Linked DNA regions of Homo sapiens: region 2 is linked to region 1. Evidence: chromatin contacts called from ENCODE Hi-C or POLR2A ChIA-PET data. All regions are on one chromosome and are shown on one strand. The core of a region is the stretch at or near the end of the contact, and the rest is flanking DNA. Distances in the headings are between cores, read along the strand shown.

What was found. A loop is a pair of places that touch in the nucleus more often than their neighbours do. ChIA-PET counts read pairs that join two places held with the same protein, here RNA polymerase II (POLR2A). Pooled maps may share reads with other maps.
Region 2: a map of CD4-positive, alpha-beta memory T cell shows a loop between it and region 1 (3-fold over the local background). The contact joins two enhancer-like sites. A Hi-C loop is called at or near these places in 3 of 168 maps with a recorded cell type or tissue (CD4-positive, alpha-beta memory T cell, CD8-positive, alpha-beta T cell and endothelial cell of umbilical vein) and 6 of 50 pooled maps. POLR2A ChIA-PET finds 5 or more read pairs at or near these places in 6 of 52 experiments (CD4-positive, alpha-beta T cell, CD4-positive, alpha-beta memory T cell, activated B cell and 3 more).

What each region holds. Positions count from the first base shown.
Region 1 is chr1:64,859,784-64,866,762 of GRCh38, forward strand. It overlaps JAK1 (Janus kinase 1), which reads right to left. Exons shown (of 25, transcript NM_002227.4): 8 at 5,004-5,189; 9 at 322-479. Among named protein-coding and RNA genes, the nearest start is that of JAK1, 100 kb to the right of the region's middle. RefSeq lists enhancers at 1,225-1,770, 1,859-1,908. Within about 2 kb of position 4,433, at least 27 of the 41 ENCODE cell types and tissues checked have a DNase peak (open chromatin) inside an H3K27ac peak, as active enhancers do; they include CD4-positive, alpha-beta T cell and CD8-positive, alpha-beta T cell, where a contact is called at or near this core.
Region 2 is chr1:64,822,829-64,830,471 of GRCh38, forward strand. The region is part of intron 11 of RAVER2 (ribonucleoprotein, PTB binding 2); the gene reads left to right. Among named protein-coding and RNA genes, the nearest start is that of RAVER2, 82 kb to the left of the region's middle. RefSeq lists an enhancer at 4,303-4,482. Within about 2 kb of position 6,168, at least 5 of the 41 ENCODE cell types and tissues checked have a DNase peak (open chromatin) inside an H3K27ac peak, as active enhancers do; they include CD4-positive, alpha-beta T cell and CD8-positive, alpha-beta T cell, where a contact is called at or near this core.

The sequences.
Region 1 (6,979 bases), core at 3,183-5,682:
TCTTGAATTGCCCACATTGTTTGACACAGCAAGAAATCAGAAAGTGTAGTACTTCTTGATCAGCTATGGAGAGGTGAGGGGGTTAAACTATGAAGAGAGATCCAAGTAAAGAAGCAGCATTGAGGGGCTGCTGCAAAGAGGATGGTAGGAGATTACAGGAAGGCCTGACCAGAGCTTGGACAGCAGGGAGGAAAGGAGGACAGCCAACAAGTACCAGGCAGCATGGTCAACTGGCCTGACCTAAACAATGATGACATGCCCCATCACTAAAACACGGGCTCTCTGCACACCAAAGGCAACTGATAAGGTTCTAGGACCAACCAGATTGGACCATGACAGCCATTCTGTATGTTGTGGACGATCAACGGGGGGGCCACGTCGGTGCAGAGGTAATGATGGGCATCTGCTGTGAGCCGGAAGTAGCCATCTACCAGGGACACAAAGGACAAGGCCTCCTCGTGGGAAGAGAGCTTCAGTTCCTGTTGAGAGAGAAGAAATTCCCACGGTTACATCATGTCTCTATCAGCTTAAGTGGCTGACTCTGTAGGGAGGTGCACAGTGAGAAGATTTTTATAACCCAATGGGAACCCCAAAGGGAAAACCTTTTCATCAATACTAAATATACCCCTTGCATGCATTTATTTATTTATTTATTTATTTATTTATTTATTTATTTATTTATTTATTTGAGATGGAGTTTCACTCTGTCGCCCAGGCTGGAGTGCAGTGGTGAGATCTCGGCTCACTGCAACCTCCGCCTCCTGGGTCCAAGCGATTCTTCTGCCTCAGCCTCCCAAGTAGCTGGGATTACAGGCACCTGCCATCACACCTGGCTAATTTTTGTATTTTTAGTAGATACGGGGTTTCACCATGTTGGCCAGGCTGGTCTTGAACTCCTGACCTCGAGTGATCTCCCACCTTGGCCTCCCAAAGTGCTGGGATTACAGCCGTGAGCCACTGTGCCCGATCCCCCTTGCATTTATATAGGACTTTCACTGTTCAACACATTTTCCCATCTATTATCTCAAACTATCAGATGACTCTGTGTGTGTGTGTGTGTGTGTGTGTGTGTGTGTGTTGGGGGTGACGCGGTGGGGGAGGCTGTGGCAGGCAGGGAGACATGCAGAGAAGCTGTCCCCTGGGTCCGTGTGTGTGTGTGTGTGTGTGTGTGTGTGTGTGTGTGTATGTGTGTGTGTGTTGGGGGTGACGCGGTGGGGGAGGCTGTGGCAGGCAGGGAGACATGCAGAGAAGCTGTCCCCTGGGTCCAGATGGGAGAAGAGGAAGCCTGAATCAAGGTGGCAGAGGCACAAAAGTGGAGGTGGGAAGGGGCAAAGCATGCACCGTGATCTTGGCACTCAACGGTGAATGGCTAAATCGGCATTATTCCTGCTTAGGAGAAAAGAAACAGAGGCAGTGTGGTTCATCTCATAGCAGACTTGCTCTAGAAGGTGAAACTCCCGGATTTTAATCTAGGAATAATCCCAGGCCCAGTGAAGAGTTTGCTAGATTAAGCCTAGGGAGCTCTGAGAGTTGGAGAGAGCAGAGTGTCTTACTCAGAGTGGGAAGAGGCAAAGGCACCTGTGGAGAAGAGGAGGGAGGGGATTTCCATCAAGGAAGGTGTTCTGAAAGACACCTGTGTTGTAGATTTGGGGTACTTTTGTCCTGATCATTGATCCCTGAAGAGACTGCCCATTTGACAGGAACTATCAGGTCAATCAAGAACATTTCCTGGCAAGGGAAGGTATGCAAAAGCCATGATTTGGAGCTTTGACTCACAAAAAAACATTAAAAAGCATCTGAGGCTTCAAAAAAGGGCAAAATGACTCTTTCATAGCCCTGTAGAAAGGAGAGGCAGGTGGCAGAAATGAGAGGACAGTGAAGGGAAAAAGGAGCAGGGGAGACAAGCCACTCGGCAGGAGGGAGGTCAGGGGCCTAGTGCAGCTGTAATGCCGAAGGAAGCATGCCTGGGGCTATGAGGAAGGAGGCCTGGAGAGGGCAGGGTCACCATAGGAATGGCACTTCAGAAAAAAGAAACCACACTGAGCACACTGCCTTGCGGGTGTGACCAGGCACCCACCTGCGGATATCCCTGAAGAGCAAATTCAAGATGCTCTGAACAAGGGGCAGGCTGGCCTGGGCAGCCCCTCACCCAGCCACATGATAAGTAAGACCACATCTGCACTTACATTTCCTGAGAACAGGAGTCTAAACAGAAATGAGGGATGCCAAGGAGATGTAGAGAGAAGTGATACATGAAGGTCTGACTTGACAACATGCTGGTATCAGGGTTTCTTCAAAGCACTGCCTGATTAAAGGGCTTGGGAATCCCATGGCTGGGAGGGGACAACGAGGGCATGAGATTCTAAACTGGCAGCATGGAGCAGTGGTCAACCCTCAGCTCAGGCTCTAGAGCCAGCTGCTCTGGGTTCAAATCGCAGCCTCTCCACCTGCTAGTAGGGTTATGCATATGGAATCATCATTTTTATAGGTCAAAATGGTCAAATATTGGCAATTTCAAATGCTTTAACCTAACAGCTCTGTGACCTTGGACAGGTTACTTAACCTCTTCGTGCCTCAGTTTCCCCTTATCATACTCACCCATAGGGTTGACATGAAAATTAAAATAGGTGGTATTTGTGAAGTGCTCAGAATAGGAAGTACCTGACACACAGTAAGGGCTAGCGTGGTAAAGAAAAACAAACTAATGGAGGAATCAAGTATTTCTTTCTTCCTGCCCTCCTCCTGCTCCCTCCACAGCACTGTGGCTTGGCATAGAGTCATTGGCCCATGTGGCCAGGGTGAGCTCTGACTTAGATGATGGGTGCACCAACTTGTGTTGGTGCTAGACTTGACTGTGTCAACCAGGACAGGACAGGATGGGGCAGGCTCATAAAATGTGCACCAGGCATACACCACGTTGAAGAGCCAGATCATGGACATGTCAGCCTCTCCCTCACTCCCTTCGGGGTCTCTGGGGGATGATAACGCCTTAGAAGCCAAAGCAACACAGGCAAAATGCACAGGCAGGAACCAGACAGAGCTGGGCAAGTGCCTGCCACTTTCTCACTGAGTGACCCTGTGCAAGATCCCATGCCTCTTGATTAGTCTCAGATTCCTCATTTCAAGTAGAGCTGATGCTCAGTCCCCTAAGGTTCTTACAAGGACTAAGACAGACCAAGATACAGGCACAGCATATAACACGGGGCCTAATATCCAGGATGCAGCATGTGACACGGGGCCTAATATCCAGGATGCAGCATATAACAGGGGGCCTAATACCCAGGATGCAGCATATAACACAGGGCCTAATACCCACGATGCAGCATATAACACGGGGCCTAATACCCAGGATGCAGCATATAACACGGGGCCTAATATCCAGGATGCAGCATATGACACGGGGCCTAATATCCAGGATGCAGCATATGACAGGGGGCCTAATATCCAGGATGCAGCATATGACACGGGGCCTAAAATCCAGGATGCAGCATATGACACGGGGCCTAATATCCAGGATGCAGCATATGACACGGGGCCTAATATCCAGGATGCAGCATATGACACGGGGCCTAATATCCAGGATGCAGCATATAACACGGGGCCTGATATCCAGGATGTGCTCCATCAACAGCACTTCTTCTTTTCTCCCTCCATTTCGCATCTTTCCATTAACATCCATCTGAGCTCTTCTACTTCTCCCTCTTCACTTTGTTTTTACTATATTTTTCTAATAAAATTAATGTAAGTTTTTTGTTTAAAAAAAAAGGAGGGGAGAATAAGAAAATTAAAACCACTCATAATGCCACCATAAATAAGTAGCTGTTAATATTTATTTTTCTAAGAGCATGTGTATATACATGCATACCTATTGATATTTTGAACAAAACTGGTCCCATTCTATAGGTAAAGTTTTATATCCTGCTTTTTCCCCTGACCTTTTTTCCAGGTCATTAAAAAATTCAGCAACCTGATTTTCTAATATTCTGCTTCTCAGGCAAATTGTGATTTATTTTCCTATTCTCCTATTATTGTATATTTAAGTTATTTTCAGAATTTTGACACTTTAATTACTACTGGAATGAATATTCTTATTCATAAACCATAACCTGCCTCTCACATTGTTTCTGGAAGATAGATTCATTCTCTAGATTCCTGAACAGAGGGATATATAAATATTTTCAAGGCTTTTAACAGGTTACCAAACTGTTTTCCAAAAGGTTATATCAGAAAGACAAGTTATTCTGAATACAAGAGAGTGACTGTCTGCCCTAAACCGTATCACCAGGCTCTTCCTCAGCACTGAGCGTTATCATTGTGACACAGTATCTGCCACATTTTGGCAGAATGTGGCCTTTCCTGGTGTTGGCTCCACTCACCTTAAGAGTGCTAGCTGTCTCACCAGCCGCTCTCTCTGCATGTTGTTGGCTGTGACTTCCCCTGACACAAACAGGTTTATTTTGGCAGAGTTCCCACTTCCTGCTTGTTTAGATTATGTCCTCAAGTGATACCAAAAAAGAGGAAGTGAGATTAAACACCCTTTCCTCTGTCCGAGAGTCACTGGGGTGTGCCTGACACCATATCGATGACTGCCACTGTGGCCGAGGCTCGCCTGAGGGCAACGTGGGGCTTCCTGCTTTGCACTTCAGCTCAGCAGAGAGGCCGTGCCAGAACCCTTGGGAGGAAACACTGACATTCGCTGGTTTTCTTTTCCTTCAAATCCACTAGCTTTGTGAATTAAATATTGATGCTGAGGTGTATTTGGGAGGGAAGCAAATCCTAAGGCAGATTCACATTTCTGAGACCAAAGAAAGGCACTGGAATGTATCGGTGTAACTTTAAAACACTGAGAATGCCTTGGTAATAGGAACTTTTTGGCTTCAATAAGAAAATCCTGTTTTCTCTTTAGGACAGGAACTCTGAAAATCATGTGCTGCAGAACGGAACTCAGCAATTCTCCCTCTCATCACCAGATCCAGACTTAAGAGCTTCTGGGACAAACTTACCATTTTCTTGTTGTCCTGCTTGTTAATGCTGACCACAGACTCCTTTATTACAATGTGAGTGATTTCAGGGAAGTAAGAAAAATTGTTCCACTCTTCCCGGATCTTGTTTTTCTCCTCATCCTTCTTGTGTTTATTTTCCAGTTTTTTCCGCTTCAGTTTATTTTTTTCCTTTTCAACAGAAACAACCTGATAAGATACATAAAAGGGACAGGGTTAAGTTGCTTTCTTCATTTTCTATTGGTAAAAGGTCAGTGCTGCTGGGAAACCTATGCAGGGCCTAGGTCCAAGGAAGAGAAAGCCAGCTCTTCTGGACTTGCAGGATTGGGGGAGTTGGCACCTGCAGGGTTAGGACCAAAGAACTGGGTTGTATCAGGGAATCCTGGGCTTTCATATCTGGAAGAGACCTTAATGAGCACACTGTCTAAACTATATAATACGCAATGTGCACGGAAACTCAGAAAGGGAAATCACTGCTCACTAGACATGCATCTACATTCAGGTCTCCTCACTTCCAGACTACTACACATGCTCTGACACAAACAGATAACATACTCTTCCCAGTTACCACTGAGCTGAACATGAGCTTTCTCCTATCACCAATCGTCTTGACTTTGTAACAGTACTCAAGTCGGGATTTTCCAGAGAAGACACGAATTTCATGCTTGAAATAATCTACACACTGAATAATATATATCTGCACAAGTGAAAATATTTTGTGTCGCATGAGCCCTGGAGACCAGAGATCTAGGTTAAGTTCCTGCCTCTGCCAATTACTTAACTAGTTACATCATCTCTTTGAGCCTCATTTTCCTTATTCATGAAATAGCTTACATCTTCACAGGGTTCTCTGAGATTAGACAAGTGCTAACTAACATAGTATAATACCTATTATACAGAAAACCCTCAGTAAGTATCAAGCATTATTGTTTTAGCATGAGAATAAAACAGGAGGAGAAAATGAGTCTCATATTTTATTCATTTATTTAATTTTTTGAGACAGTGTCTTGCTGTCACCCAGGCTGGAGCACAGTGGCAAGGTCATGGCTCACTGTAGCCTTGACCTCCCAGGCTCAGGCGATCCTCCCAACTCAGCCTCCCAAGTAGCTAGGACCACAGGCACGTGCCACCACATCCTGCTAATTTTGGTATATTTTGTAAAGATAGGGTTTCACCATGTTGCCCAGGCTAGGCTCAAACTCCTCGGCTCAAGTGATCTGCCTGCCTCAGCCTCCCAAAGTGCTGGGGTTACAGGTGTGAGCCACTGCACCCACCCACATTTACTTTAATATTATTAATTACAGTAATAATAATTGTAACGGCTATAATAATTTATTCAACATTTATTGTATTGCCAGGCTTTGTGCTAAATGCCGTTTAGTTTCTTCACAACCTTATGAGTTAGACAGTAGGTACCTCCATTTAACAGAGGAGTAATTTTTAGCTGCTGATAAAGGTGAAATAACTCTCCTAAGGCCATATAAGTCATGAAGCTAGGATCTGAACCCCGTCGACGTGGGTCTAAAACCCATGCTCTTAAGCCACTCTGCTCTATTTCTTCATCCAATAAATATCTCATAAAGAAGCTCCCATAAAGCAAAATCAATTAGTCAATTTCACGGAGCCAGAGGCCTAAGTTCAATTCTTGGCACAAATGCTTATTAGTTATGACCTTGGGCAAATTTCTTAACTTCTCTGTGCCTCTTTGTATTCATCCGTAAAATGGAGATAATAGCAATACTTCCCTCAAAGGTTTTTTTATTTTTAGAAATAAATGAGTTAATACTTATAAAATACTTAGAAAAGTACTTGGCACATGGTAAACACTCAGGAACTATCTGCTATTATTATTATACTACTACGTATTATACATGTTGTTATATTTCTCTACATAACTCAATAAATACTTATTTAGACCTTGTGCTACAGGGATGAAATAAAATATGAATGATACATGGTCTCCTAAATAAACTCAGCCT
Region 2 (7,643 bases), core at 4,918-7,417, 35 kb before region 1:
CCACGTGATGGAATATTATTCACTAGAAAGGAATGGAGTACTGATCCATGCTACAACATTGGTGAACCTTGTGAACATTATGCTAAATGAAATAAGCCAGACAAAAAGTCCACATATGATATTCCATTTATATGAAATATCCAGAATAGGCAAATCCATAGAGAATGTAAGTAGATAGTGGTTATTGGGGGCTGGAGGAAGGAGGAGTTGGGGAGTATGATTAACAGGATTTTTTTGGGGAGGGGAGAGTGATAAAAATACTCTAGAATTCAATTGTGGTGATAGTTGTTCGTAAGTTGGTGAACCTTGTGAATCAACAAATTTTGGACTCTTTAGAAATTAAGCTTCAACTGTACTAAACAGAGAATAGCATTTTCATTTAGTGTTTTAGAGATCCTAAAAGTAGTTAGTTATGAGCAAACAGATCAGATCAGTTTTTCAAGATCTAGGTCTAATTAGAAATCAGTTTTAAATGGACTACCCCTTCCATTTCTCTAGTCAGTTGTAATAATTAATTAGAATTGCCATTGAGCTGTGAATTTTCTCAAAAACTGCATGTCTTGAATATTTGAACTATGATTGGGAAAACTTAAATCAGAAATAAATTATTTAAAAATTTGTAGTATACACTCTAGCAGTTATTAATAGCATTATAGTCAGCTATGTAATCCTGTCAATATGAATGTACAAATTGAGTTTGAAATTTCAGATTCTGAGGTCCTTCTATGTCAAATGGTTGGGAGAAGTCTACCTTAAAAGAGAAGCTTTTGAGCCCATTTATTAAATGTCTATTAAACACCTAAATCTAACATCTAATTATAATCAGTCAAAGACAAAACATTTCACCCTTCCCCTTTTAATTAAAATAGGTAAAAATATATCTTAAGCACCTTTCCAGTTTGACATAGTCCCAATAATGTAAAGAAAAATGTAAGAGGTTTTTCAGCTGTTTGATATGACTGTGTAAGTTGTGATTTTTTTTTTTTTTTTTTTTTTGAGACAGCGTCTTGCTCTGTCATCCAGGCTGGAGGGCAGTGATGCAATCTCAGCTCACTGCAACCTCCACCTCCTGGGTTCAAGTGATTCTCCTGCCTCAGCGTCCCGAGTAGCTCGAATTACAAGCACCCACCACCATGCCCAGCTAATTTTTGTATATTTAGTAGAGACAGGGTTTCACCACATTGACCAGGCTGGTCTTGAACTCCTGACCTCAAGTGATCTGCCTGCCTTGGTCTTCCAAAGTGCTAGGATTATAGGCATGTGCCACCGCGCCCGGCCTGATTTTTGTTTTTCATTTAACACTTGCCATATGTGGCAGTTGTCCAGCATGCAGCACAGCAGTGTTATCTACTTGCACGGTGTGTTCTTGTGTTACCCTGATTCCAGGGATCTCCCCTGCCAGGAGGCTGACTGCCTGTTCCAGGGAATCAACCACAGAATATATGATGAGATGATGTGATGAGGGGAAGAGGAAAGAAAAATGAACAAAAGACCTGGAAAATGAATGCTTGGTCCTTTCATATGGAGCCTAATGCTGCCACCCAGTGGTCAAATAATGCAGACAGACTTGCCAAAAAGTACATTGTGTTATGTAATGAATGCTGTGTGGATTTTTGTATGGACCGTGATAGATCCGAATCGTGTGACAAACACCTACCATACAAAATATGTTTTAAAACATAAGCCTACTTTAAACAACAATTATGGGAGCACAGGTTATCTATATATTAACCCTAGACAATAACTTGGAAAGTACTTTTAAAAAGTGATTTTGGTTAAAAACTGGAAGTAAGGAAAGCAAGCTGTTGAAATGTATTTCGGCTGGGCGGGGTGGCTCATGCTTATAATCCTAGCACTTTGGGAGGCTGAGGTGGGTGGATCACCTGAGGTCAAGAATTCAAGACCAGCTTGGCCAACAGGGCGAAACCCCGTCTCTACAGAAAATACAAAAAATTAGCCGGGTGTGGTGGTGCACGCTTGTAATCCCAAATACTCAGGAGGCTGAGGCAGGAGAATCGCTTGAGCCCGGGAGGCAGAGGCTTTAGTGAGCCGAGATCCCGCCATTGCACTCCAGCTTGGGCAACAGAGCGAGACCCTGTCTCCCAAAAAAAAAAAAAAAAAAAAAAAAAAATTAGTGCTGTGCAATACCTTTTTGGGGATGAATCGTTAAATCCAAAGTTAGGACTCAACCATTATTCATATGAAGAAAGACAAGTAGCTGAGAGGCAAATATGAATATGAACATTGGAAACATTTGTTATGTATATATATCAGACAGAGACATTTTATTATATCATTAATGTCACAGAATGAAGCATATTGATTTTGAAACATTTTTAACAATGGGAGAAAGTTATATTTTTAAATAAAAATTTAAAAATGTTTAATGCAGAAATAATGATAAAATTAATTCATGTTTCTGTAGGTCTGAAATCTAAAAGCTGGACTTGAAGCTATAAGAAAGGGACATTAGGGGCTTGATTCAGATCTCAGGAGAACTAGTGCAGTCCCATTTTGGTTCTCCGTATACCTGACTCCACTGAAGAGACAAGACTTAGAAAAGGTGAAGTGGGGCTGAAGGTAAGGGTGAGACTGAGGAGTCCTTGAGGCAGAATTTTCTGAAAACAAATTTCATTTTGTATTTAAAGGGCTACCTGCTAGATGCTTATATTCTTTTCAGAAGAACAACAATAATAAATATCTTTAATTGGACTGATAGCAGATGAGCCTAATGGAATTCACTGTTGACATTAACATATCCCAAAGGAATCTTCTGAGGGATAGTCAAGATTCCCCTTTCCCCAATTCTTACGATGGCTTTGAAAACTAGCCACCAGTTCAATTATTGACATGAGCTTAAAAATTGAGCTTAAGATACATTGTATTAAAAACTGGCAGTCAACAAATGATATTGTGACATTCTGTTTCTACATTCACTTGGAAATCAATGGGATAAAAGAAAGTCTACATTTACATGAAAATAAAAAGATTTGCTTTAATAAAAGAAAATTAACTTTTTAAAATCCAAGAATAAAATAGCGACTGCATAGAGAATGGGTTTCATAGTAGATGTGTGCAAAAGATTGGATTGGTGAGCAACATTTAAAAGAGCCAACTAATTTGAAATTCTAACGAGAGGGCAGGTGCCCAAAGCGAGAAGCACATTAACCTTTGCTTTGGTAGGCTCTAGTAGATTACGGTGTTCAGTTTTTCCATGTCAGAGTGTCAGAGACCATGGCCCATGACTATTTGCTGAAGGAGCTGGGAATGGATGCTTAGAAAATATTTTTTGAAAGGTATTCATTTACTCATTCAACCAGTATATACTGAATGTCTACTATATGACAGGACTGTTCTAGGCACTAGGGATATGGCAATGAACAAAACATCAAAATCCTTATAAGAATGGAACTTACATTTAGGGGAAAAAATTAGTAAAAGGAATAGTGATCGCTGCAGAGAAAATAAGATGGAGGCTAAAGAGTGTCTGGGAAGTCTTGGAGTTTAAATACGTGGTCAAGGAAGGGTTCATAGTAAAACTGATTCTTGGGCAAAGACCAGAACTTTAGGGAGTATGCCACATGAATATCTATGTAAAGTACATTCCAGGGACAGGGAACAGCAAGTGCAAAGGTACTGAGGCAGAAACATGCTTGGTCTGTTAAAGGAACAGCAAGCAACCTTTAGGGCAGAAGAAGAGGGAGCAAAGTGGAGAATAGGAGATGATGTCACAGTGGGGTCGGGGAGGCAGAGGGCACAGACAATTTAGGACCTTTTAGGCCCTTGTAAGGACTTTGGCTTTTACTCTAAGATAGAAAGCCACTGGGATGCTTTGAGTAGAGGGATAATTGACTGTATTTATAGTTTAACATGCCTAGCTGCTGTGTTAAATAATGAATGTAGAACATAGCAGGGTCAGTTAGGGAGCTGCTGTGGTACAATCCAAGTAAAAATGCTGACTTGGACAAGCCTGGAAGCAACAGAGGCAGTGACATGTGGCTGGACTGGAGACATTTTTGGAAGCTGGAGTCAGTGGGGTATACGAGGGTAAGAGAGGAGCCAAGTCCCCAAGAGTTTTGGCCTAGAAAAATGAATTTGTTATTGATTGAGATGGGTAAGACTGTGTGGGTGGAGCAAGTTTTATGGGTACGTTTTAGACATAAGATCCCTAAGTGAAGATGTTCCTTTATTGGTGTTCATTATACAAGTCTGGAGGTGAGGGGAGAGTTATGGGCCTCTAGAGGTACATATTTGAGAACCATCGCATTCCTGTAAATCGCTATAATTGTGAATTGCATGAAATTGGATGAGATCACCAAGGAAGTGAGGGTAAGTAAAGACACCAGGGGTTAGTCACTGTGCGTCTTAAGATTTCTCTTTCGATTTTGTTTTCTTGGTGAAATAGAAAGCAAAGCATCAGCTGAGAGTGAAGATGAGGGTGTACTGTTGGAGCTTCGAGAAAAGAGAAGGCTTGCAATAGTCACTTAGGGGAGTGGAGATCAGTGGGCAGGGTAGGGTGGGGATATAGTAGGATTGCCCAGGGGCATGAGGGTGAGGGGCCTCCGTTGAAGTTATGCCCATTCTGATAAGGAAGTATTAGACTTGGATTGTAGTTCCAAAGTACAGAATGGAACCACTGGGTGCAAACTATTCATAGAGTGGTTTCAGCCAACCCTAAAAAAGACCCTGCTAAAGATGAAGTCCTCTAAAATGACTATTGTGTTTGATTTCCACCTGAATATTAGACATGTAAAACTAGAATATTATAGCTTCTCTAAAGGTCTTCCTTTTGTTTGGTATTCAAAGCATAAATGCTCATCAAAATTGTTTTCAGATTTTCTAAATATACCACTTTGTTCTGTCTCATCTGTAAGTTTCATGCTACATTTTAAATCAAGTCTTAAATCACATATAATCTGTGTGTTTGCTCACATGCAAGTATCTAATAGGGACAAGTTCAATAGCCTCCTGGTGAGACTTAATAATGCCTGTCTCCTTCATTGCCATACTTTTTACAGAGCTGCTTATTAATCTTGCCATATTCCAAGATCAAGGGTATGGTCCTGTTTACAGTCCTTAGCCTGGCGTTCCAGCCCTCCATGACTGAGGCCAGCTTCATTTTTCAACCTCATTTGCCACTGCCCTCTTCTGCCTGCCAGCTGCTACCATCACAGGCCTGGCTTTTTTGCCATCTGCCTTTGCACAGGCCCTGCCTTTCTCCTGGAAGGGTCACCACCTATCTCCTCATGTCCATATCTGACCTCATCTCCAAATCCTAACTCAGATGCTATCTTATCCATGAAACCAGTGCCTGTACCTTTCAAACCCACCCCCCCCACCCCCCGCCCATTTTCCTTGTCTGGAAAAAGCTTTAGCACTTCACTTCTATTTCTCTTTTGTCAAAGTGACAGTCCCCTTTTAGAATTATGTTTTGCATTCCTCTTCCTTCCCCTCCTAGGATATGAGCTGTGGGAGGGCATAGTCCAAGTTTCATTCATCCAGGTAAACCTCATAGCACACAAGCCCAGTGCCCGCAATAGACCACTTATGAAGGAATGGATGTCTAGATCCTACAAATACAAAATAGAAGGAAAAATATTTGCTAACTTTATATTCTTTCCCTCTTTTGTGTTTTGTTGTGGTTGTGGTTGTGGTTCTTATGTAGGAATTTATTTCTCCCAGAGCACTGAGCTTTCTTTCAAAATTTTAAATCATCATTCCCCATTCACCAGTCCTTACACTAGAAGTTAGATATCTTTGATAGGGCGTATCAGAAGAATTACCTTTCTCCCAGTATCACATGGGCTACAGTGAAACCCGTTTTCTTTTTTTTTTTTAAGGTTTAAATTTTTAATTGTGATAAAAACATAAAATTACTATTAAATATTTAAGTGTATAGTTTAGTAATGTTCAGTATATTTACATTATTTTGCAACAGATCTCTAGATTTTCATTTTACAAAAGTAAAATCTGATAATTAATAAACTGCACTTTTCCCCCTCTTCTCCTCAGCTCCTGAAGAGAACATCATTTGACTTTCTGTTTTTATAACTGGGACTAACTTTTATATCTCACATTGGTGTAATCATACCATGTCTGTCTCTTTTTGAATGTCTTATTTTACTCAACGTAATGTTTGCAGGCTTTGTCTTTATTGTAAGATGAGTGACACCCACTTTCATTTCCTGTTCTAATATTTTCCTGTGCTGCTCAGTGAAGTTTTTTGCTGATTTCATAGGTCTCAGTTGGTTCTCACTGTGAATGGTGTTAGCACCATTGGGAAGCCCTTTGAATAAAAGAATGTAATAAATTTCCTATCTGGCTTCTGACAGTGAAGATGGTATAGAAAGACAGAAACCCAGGCTGTTGCTTTGCTGCATGCCAAGACATGAAAGAATAGATAACTACATGGCAAGAAGAATTGGGGAAGGTGGGTGAGAAGAGCAGGAGCATCCCAGATCCCAGAGTGAGCAGTCTGCTTCCCTCCCCCAGTCTTTGGAAAATCTCACTTGTAGAATGGACTGATGACTTCTAAGAGGAGGAAAGCTGCTAAAAAGAGTTCTTTATACCTGAAGTAAGGTCTGATGGTGTTAGTGGCTGGGGTCCAACATTCAGAAAGATCACCTACCAGCGAAGGGGCCCTAATGAAGAAGGCAGCTGGAGAGAATAACCAAGAGGCTGGAGACTGGGAGGAAGGGTTTTTGGGGCAGAGGCTCCACCTAAGAGGTGAGCAAGCTGTTTGGTGCAGCAGCCCTTCTCTAGGGCTGAACCCCTCGTCACCATCAACTCAGCTTTGACAACTATCAACTTACGGCAGGTCTCCTTTCATCTACCCTCTCACCTGCTTCCCTTCTAACATTCTAGCACAAACCCCAGACATACTTTACTACCAGGAAAAAAATGTCGAGGCAGAAATTCAAGCCAGATTCTTTGCCCATCAGCTTCACTCTGTGAAACATTCCTTTACACTGGGCTTGTGTGAAGACGCTTTGTATTGGTCTGTCCCCACAGTAAGCCACTTTGAAATGAGATACCAGAGGACGCAGCGTTCTTTCAGTCTTGTCATCCCTCTAACATGGACCACTGAGAACTACTTTAGCAAGGAGTTGAGAGAGACCTATCATCTGTTCCCTCTGAGGCTGGCTGCACTTTTAAAAATTGTGACCGTTGTTGGTTCAAAAACAATTGCAGTTTTAATTGCAACGTGAGAAGGCTCCTGTGTGTTACTGGAAGCTTTACTCATCAGTCATTTCTAAGTTCTTGCATATTAAGTCACATAATTCTGCATTGATAAAAGCTTGCTGCACTTATTTTTGTAAAAGCTGAAACTAAGAGGCATTAAGCTGAGCAGTGCTACACCATCTGATTTACTGTGCTGATCACTGTGACCACTTGTGAGGACATGTGGCCCACTTTCAGGTCAGAATCTCTGGGATGGTGCCTGAAAACCTGCATTTTAATATGCTCGCCAGGCGATTATTGTGGAGACCAAAGCTCTGAGTTTCCCATTGCTCTCTAGAATGTTTCATGTTGTTTTCTTTGATGTCATTTGTCAGTTTCTACACCTATTGATTTATTCTCTCACCACTCCTCTTGTCACCAGGCACACTTAACATCTAATTCAATATGCAGCTTGATGTCTT